Regions from separate parts of the Mus musculus genome. Here region 2 is linked to region 1. The links are chromatin contacts, found by POLR2A ChIA-PET in ENCODE. All regions are on one chromosome and are shown on one strand. Each heading gives the region's core, a stretch centred on a gene start or an enhancer-like site at or near the end of the contact. The rest is flanking DNA. Distances are from core to core; before and after follow the strand shown.

Evidence for each region. ChIA-PET counts read pairs that join two places held with the same protein, here RNA polymerase II (POLR2A).
Region 2: POLR2A ChIA-PET joins it to region 1 with 17 read pairs in embryonic stem cell. The contact joins the promoter of BC024978 here to the promoter of Ltbp4 in region 1. POLR2A ChIA-PET finds 5 or more read pairs at or near these places in 3 of 5 experiments (Patski and embryonic stem cell).

What each region holds. Positions count from the first base shown.
Region 1 is chr7:27,331,343-27,335,022 of GRCm38, reverse strand. It overlaps Ltbp4 (latent transforming growth factor beta binding protein 4), which reads left to right and starts at 1,375. Exons shown (of 30, transcript NM_001113549.1): 1 at 1,375-1,668. The coding sequence starts at 1,419. All of the region lies in intron 1 of Gm30543 (a long non-coding RNA gene), which reads right to left.
Region 2 is chr7:27,194,046-27,197,651 of GRCm38, reverse strand. BC024978 (cDNA sequence BC024978) reads right to left here and starts at 1,871. Exons shown (of 7, transcript NM_001243888.1): 1 at 1,545-1,871; 2 at 286-746. The coding sequence starts at 638. Snrpa (small nuclear ribonucleoprotein polypeptide A) reads left to right here and starts at 1,381. Exons shown (of 7, transcript NM_015782.3): 1 at 1,381-1,661; 2 at 2,096-2,208. The coding sequence starts at 2,118.

The sequences.
Region 1 (3,680 bases), core at 126-2,625:
GAGGGTTCCCCCCCCCCTTGAGGTGAGGAGGCCAATTTAATAGTAGTGACAGCCTCTTCCACCCTCTTCCACCTAGTTTGCAGGAGGCCCGAGCTCTGCTGAGGCAAAGGCGGCCCCGAGGGCCGTGGGCCCGGGCATTGCTGAAAAGAAGGCCCCCACATCGCGCCCCTGCCGGCCAGGCCCGGGGTAAGAACATCCGCCCTTCCTCCGTGTAGGGGGTGGAGGGGGGTGGTTCCGGGCCAGATAAAGCCGTCTGGTTCCCACGGTGCTGCCGCCGCCTACCAGTCCCCTATTGTAGCTTGGTCCACCCCACTCCCCAGGATGCGGCCACCTCTAGGGACCCCTGCGTCCGGCAGTATGAGGTGAGCCAGGGACAGAACTAGACGCAGGCCAAAGGCGCTGACCCATCAGGGTGGGGCCGGGAAGCCAGGCGTCCGGGCTCCCGTGGCTGAAGAGGGGGGCAACTCGCCCAGCAGAGAGCGAGGCTGAACCAGTCCAGACAACAAAAGCGATTGTGCGGGTTGGCGCCTGCCCCGGCACAAAATGCCCAAGATTGCGGGACGGCTGGGGGCCAAAGACCTTTCCCTCTTACATGCCAGACCGTCCCTTGACCCTACTTTTACTACAGCCCGGTACCCCAGATTAGAGCACTCTATAGACTCAACTACCCTCAGAAGCCCTCTCCTGCTGTGTGGCCTTCAGCCCAGATGCATCCCCCTCCTTCCTAAGGTTTTCCAGATGTGTGCCCCAGGCCAGATGTGAGGACCCCCGCCCACAGCTTTATTCATTCTGACCTCTCCCACCAGGTGTAGAGAGTCTTGGTGTGCTGTGGCGTCTTCAGGTGTAAGCGCCTTAGTCTCCTCTCCAGAATTCAGCTCCTCTAATTCCTTTATGTGTCCTGTACACCGACCCTTCTCGTCACCCACAGATGTACCATCTTGCTGCCCAAATGTGCCATCCTTGTCCTCTATCTAGATGAAGCCTCTTCCCCCCCACCCCCTACCCCCGTGCCTGGTCAGAGGATCAGTCTTCAGCTGGCTCCCCAAATGCGGCCCCCATTACTCTAATGGATTTCCTCTCAATGGATTCAACTCTCTCTGGGAGCAAACCCGCCCGCCCCCACCTGTTCCCTTCCCTGCTACTCCCCATAGGCCCCATCCACTTGTTGGAGCACGGGTGGGAGCAGAGGGGGCGCCCTCCCCTCCCCCCTGCGAGTCTAGCGCCCAGCCTTCGCGCCTCTGGCTAAGCGCCCAGCCCCACGCGCCCCCGCGCGGCCGCCCGGGAGGGAGCGATGGGGAGGGGGGGCTGAGCGGGGGCGCGGCCGCCCTCCCCCGCGGGCGGGCGGGCGAGCGGGCGGGCGCGGCCGGGCCCCTCGGGCGGGCTGGGGCGGCGGCGCGGTGGAGCGCGGCGCTGCAGCCATGGCGGGCGGCGCGCAGCTGCTCTGGGTGTCGCTATTGGTGCTGCTGGCGCAGCTGGGGCCGCAGCCCGTACTGGGCCGACCCCGAGAGCGTCTTCGCGTGCGCTTCACCCCCGCTGTGTGCGGCCTGCGTTGCATCCACGGGCCCACTGGCTCCCGCTGTACCCCGACCTGCGCGCCCCGCAACGCCACCAGCGTGGACAGCGGCGCGCCCGGCGGGGCGGCCCCGGGGGGACCCGGCTTCCGCGCCTGTGAGTGCGGGATGGTGCTCCCAAGGGAGGAGTGCCCGGAGGGAGGACCCTGGAGACAATGCCTTAGGGAGCAGGAGCCCAGATTCCATGTACAGAAATGCTGGGGACTCCGTGGGGTCTTTGAGGAAGGGGGCTCTGAATTCCTTATTTGGGGAGTGGATCTCCAGGGCGCTGATTTCAGGAGCATTGAGTGTTTTTGGAACTGTGGTGTCCCACGTGAACGGACTGAGACTAGCTTTCATCCCTTTCAGTCAAGGCGAGGATCTTAGGATCTGGGAACTTTTGAGATGGGGCCCAAATTCGCAGACTGTGCGTAGTGGGTCAGCAAGGAGTGTTTCAGAGTCGCATGGGGTGGTGGGGCATATCTCAAGTTTCTAGGTCTGTCTTTGAGTGGGGGAAGACTAGGAAAGTCTGGCATGGGACTGCTTGTGATGAAGAGCTAAGCGGGAGGGGACCCAGGAAAGACGGGGTGCCTTTCGGCAAGACCTGAGTTACAGCGGTTCCACGTGCGACAGATATCCAGATAGGAGGCCTGAGGAAAGGGCGCCCCCTGGGGGAGGAAGGGACCGGCTTGCGCTTCAGCTTCCTCTAGACAAGGGGAGCATTCTGGGGTTCAGGTGAGGTCAGGAGGGTGCGCCACCTGCTAGCCCAGAGTGTGGGGATGGACTTGGGGGTCGGGTTTTCATTGCTTCTCACCCCTTACGCCCTCCGGAATGGGGAGTGGGGCCCCTGGCGCCGAGAACTCGCCCAGGCTGGCCCCCAGCCAGCCCAACCCGGCCGGCGTGAGCTCATCTCCCGCCCGAGCCCCCGCCCGCTACCACTCCCTCTCTCCGCCCCTTCCTCCCTCCTTCCTTCACTCTCTCCCGGCCCAGCCCCAACTCGCCCGTGCCAGGCGCCGTGCCCAGACGGGTGCCAAACCCCTGGAGGCACAAGGAGGAACATGTGAAGGCGGGCTGACCTCGGCAAGACCCCTATGTCCTTAGCTTCCTGTTCTTCCAATGTTGTGGGACATGAAGTTAGTTTTGCCCATTTAGCAGCAAGCCCTCTGATATGGGCACCCTGAGCTGGGAGTCTGTATTCAAGGCAAGGGCAGGCAGTGAAATGACTTAAGAGACTAAGAAATGCCCCTAAACGTGGTGGCTTCCTCCCATCTGAGACACTTCCATTTTTCCAATCTTGCTTCTTTGCTGAGCCCTTCTTAAGCTCTGCCCTTAAAAAAAAAAAAAAAATTAAGGTACCTGGAGTCCAGGTTTAACGCTCCTGACAGGAAATCCGGGTTTTTGGATCCCGGATCCAAAGGTCCCTCTTCACCCAGGGGCAAACACTACAGGAACTCCTCCAGCCCAGTTTCTTCTCCCTCTTTGGAGGTACTCCTCCAAGCTGCGCCCCTCCCAGGAGAATTCTAATATTGTCACCCAGCGGCTTCTCGCTTCCCCTGAAACATTCAAGCATGAGCCTTAAGTGGAGATACTTCTCCCCCTCCAACATCTCCCCCGATTCTCTTCCCACGTAGCTTCATTTTTCCTTCTCTTTCTAAGGTAGCCTTCCCAGACCTATCCACACAGGGCCATTAATCAAGACTCGGGGCAACCAGATCCTTGGCTAGGGAGGAGTAGGACTTTCCAGCGATTCCTAAGGTCCCCGCAACTTGAGAGTTTTAACGTGCTAGAAACGATCAGACTCCACTTCTCCTTGTCCTCAGCTCCCTCACATGGGCCACACCCCCGCCTCCAGAAAGTACTAGTCCTGTTTTCTAGGCAACTCTCCGAAAGGACTTGAAAGACTCTTGGTTGAGAGCCTAGATTTGTTCTGAGCTAGCCTCACCCTGCCTCCTAGAAAACTTGGGTTTTCTTTGAACCTCAGAGTACTGCCTCCATGCTCATATCTTCCAAAGACGCCTGTCCCTTGATTCGTCTAGACTGAGGTGGCTCCCCTCTGCCTCCTTTTGTATGGCTGTGGCTCAGAAAATCACACACACACACACACACACACCTCCCAGGACAGCCCGGGCT
Region 2 (3,606 bases), core at 622-3,121, 140 kb after region 1:
GATTCTAGAAGCCAACACTGAGATCTGTCCTTGGGCTCCATTATCACAACTCTGGCTACTCTGGAGTCACTGTCTGGAGGCACAGAACCACTGGCTTCTGTGTCAAAGCCAGGCCCGAGCAGAAGCTGTTCTCTCTATTGCTGGAAGCTAACTAAGTAGGGTACTTAAGGCATCTGGCTGTTTGAGATCAAGGAAGTGGGACCGCAAAGAGCAGGGTGGCTGTGGTGACTTGTAATCAGGTGATTGTCTGAGATCTGGGCTGGTTTTGGGGGCTGGAGACCCTACCGGTCCTTGTGCAGCTTCAGGAGCCTCTTCACATCCTCTTTGCCTTTGGGGGCTGGGCCAGCCTTCTCTAAGGCCTCCTTCAGGAGCTGGCTGTTCTTCAGGCCATAGACATGAGGGAGAACAGGCTCCACAGCAGAGGGTAGAGGGGGAGGGGGAGGGGGAGGGGGAGGAGCAGGAGGGGGGGGAGGGGGCGGCAGTGGGGATGAAATAGATGTATGGAGACTACAAGGAGGGGATGGTAAAGCTAGGTCCGGGGGATTTAGAGGTAAAGGAGGTGGAATGTTGGTGTCTGGGGTCTCATGAATTATTGGAGAGATTGTGGGTTTTAGGGGGAAAGAGCATGGAGAAGTCATTTGGGGTCTACAGGAAGAATAAGAGGCTCTCCCCAAATCTCCCAAGGATGGAGATTTTCAGTTTTTAAAGGAACTGGATGAGAGATATTCAGGCCTGCACATTGAGATCTGTAAAAAAAAAAAAAAAAAAAATTAAAACTGGAGTTGATAGCAGAATATGGTGTCTGGCCAGTTGTTCTGGGAGAACCTGGGCTAGTATTTGAAACAGTGGAAAGAGAAACTGGGCTAAATCAAATGCTGAAGGATCCCGAAGGGTGGTCTGTGCTATGGGGCTGGGGCTACATTAGAAGGGACATTTTGTAGGTGTCATCTCATCTGCTGTAGCTAAGCTAGTTTTGGTCACTTCTGTTATTCGGAGGTTCAGATCTGTTGTGAGGTGTCTAAAGGATGTGACTTGCCTACTTTTTGCATTGCGGGCCTGAGTTTGAAACCTTGACTTTACGAGCTAGGGTTAAGAGGTTACAAAAAAGGCACGTGGGTGAGAAAACAGCCTAATGGTGGGCGGGTCATGGGCTTAGCGGGGAAGTATGAGAGTCGCAGCAACTCAGCGATCAAAGGCCAACTAAGTTGGTATAAACCTATCAATTTAGGAACTTAGGAATCTGCACAAGCGCCTCCCCAGGAGGAAATGACGTCACCCGGCCAGCCTCCACCTGTCCTTTCCCATCCCACGTGATAGAACTCGCAACCAGCACAACGCTCTTGAAGGTCACGTGATACTGGCGGAAGGGGAAGAGGTGTGGCTTCCGAAAGGCAGTCTTAGAATGCACCAGAGCTCTAACCATGTCCCAATTGGCCAGAAGCTCGTGCCCTTCTTTGATTGGTCCGTTCCCTCGCGTCCAGGGGGCGGGACCCCAAGTGTTCCTTTGGCAGACGCTGAGGCCGGGGGAGAGACTCTGAACTTACCGAGTTTGCCCGCCGTGATTAGCTCGCGGAAGGGAGAAGCCGTTGCCGGGGAAGATAGTTGTGTGTCTGTGCAGCGTAGCTCGGCGGGCGTTGTCGGCGGGAGCGACGGCTCAGGTGGTGGGTTCCCGCGGGTTGTAGACGCTGCTCGGCGCCGGGGAGGCGGGTGGAGCACTTCGGGAGGCCTCTCTTTGAGAGACTAGGATGTTCCAAGTCGGCCCCTACTTTCTTAACTGGCTCCGACATCCGGGGTCTTTTTTCCTCCCGGGACGCCTTTCGCGCACGTGGACTAATGGGAAGCGCCGCTCGGTGTGCTCCGCCTGCCGGGACTCGTAGAGCATTCTGGGATTCGTAGTTAACCTCTCTAGCTCTCCCTTAGCACGCGGGTTGGAGAAGCGGGGGCCTGTGCTGGCTTTGTTGCTAAGCTGTGACATCCTCTTCCAATTCCGGTCTTACTCGACTTCCTCTTGGAAGGGCGATCCCTGAGCATCAGCCCTTTGGAACAAAGAATTTGGGAAACTTAGGGCTAAAGTCGCTTTTTCCTCCTCTTTAAGCCGTACCTGAACATCTCACACCATGGCCACCATAGCCACCATGCCAGTTCCCGAGACCCGTGCCAACCACACTATTTATATCAACAATCTCAATGAGAAGATCAAGAAGGATGGTGAGTTCTTGGGGTAGCCTGACTCAAGGTGATATCACAAGAGTTGACCCCTTTTCACCTCTAGCATCCACATTTCTTTTTCAGCCTTCCCCATTCTGTCTGTTAGGAGTTAACTTTGGCCTTTGTACCTACTGGTTCCTTGGTTTCACCCTAGGTTTTACACTCTGCCCTTTAATCTGCGCATTGTTAGTGATCTTCCAGGTTTTAGCTCATAGGTCCCTTCTTCCTTTGAAGCCTTCCAGGATCGTTCTTGCCATCAGTCTGCTTTCATGAGACTGTCTCTGTCCACTGACCTCTGGGTGGTGGCCTCAGTGATTGACTACAATGCAGATGACACACAGGAGGGATGGGCAATGGATGGCTTTGTGATGTGGGTGATTGTGCCGCGTTCTAAGTCTTGACTGTCTTTAATTCTCACAAGCCTCTCAGATTAAGTAGTTGGAATTTGGGTGGCATAACTTGCCTGGGATCAAATAGCAAGAAAAATGAGACAGAAATGTGGGGTTCTGCTTAAGCAGATTCTTAGACTGGGCTGGTTGGCAGAGGCTGTAATTCTGTTCTTCAGGAAGAGTGAAAGTTTGAAACCATTTGGGACAACATGGCCAAAGCAGATAAAAAAGAAACCAAAGACAAACGGTTTCTTTTAGGGTGTGGAGGTACAGGGCTGTAATCCCAGTACTCAGGAGACTGAGGCAGGAGGAGCTTGAGTTCCAGACCAGCTGAGGCGACATAGCAAGACCCAGTGTCCAAAAGGTTTGAGGAATGTAGCTAGTGTTAGTCTTGCCTAGCAGGAGTAAGGATCTGGGTTCAAATCTCAGCAACTAAGAAAATCAGCATGGCCTGGAGAGAGCTCTGTGGTTAAAGAATGCTGCCTGATCTAACAGAGGATCTGGTTTTGATTCCTTGCCTCCAGGGAGGTTCGTAACTGTGTGTGTCTCCAGTTCCAGGGGATACGACATCCTCCTCTGGCTTCTGCAGGCAAAAAAAAAAAAAAAAAAATCCACACATAAAATTTTTTTTTTTTAAGATTCTTTTTAAATAGAAATCCCTACCAAATAATTCAGTTCTTGTCTGGAAGTAAGGCCCATAGTTAGAAAGTTTCTGCAAAGACTGAATCCCGGCACACATTTTTAAAAAAGTAAACACAAATGACTATTTTTATGTATTTATTTTGTGTGCATCTATAAATGGATGCATGAGGGTGGTCAGGACCCCTCTAGAGAAGCCTTTGTCTTTCAGCTGTTGAGTTCCTGAGATCATATTCAGGTCGTGAAGGCTTGTGAAGTGGATGGATGCTCTACTGCCCTTGCACTGGCCCCTTGGTGCATTGCTTTGTGGAAGTAATTCAGAAGTTAAGGAAGGGTAAATACTGGTTCTTATGACCAACTGGAGAAAAGT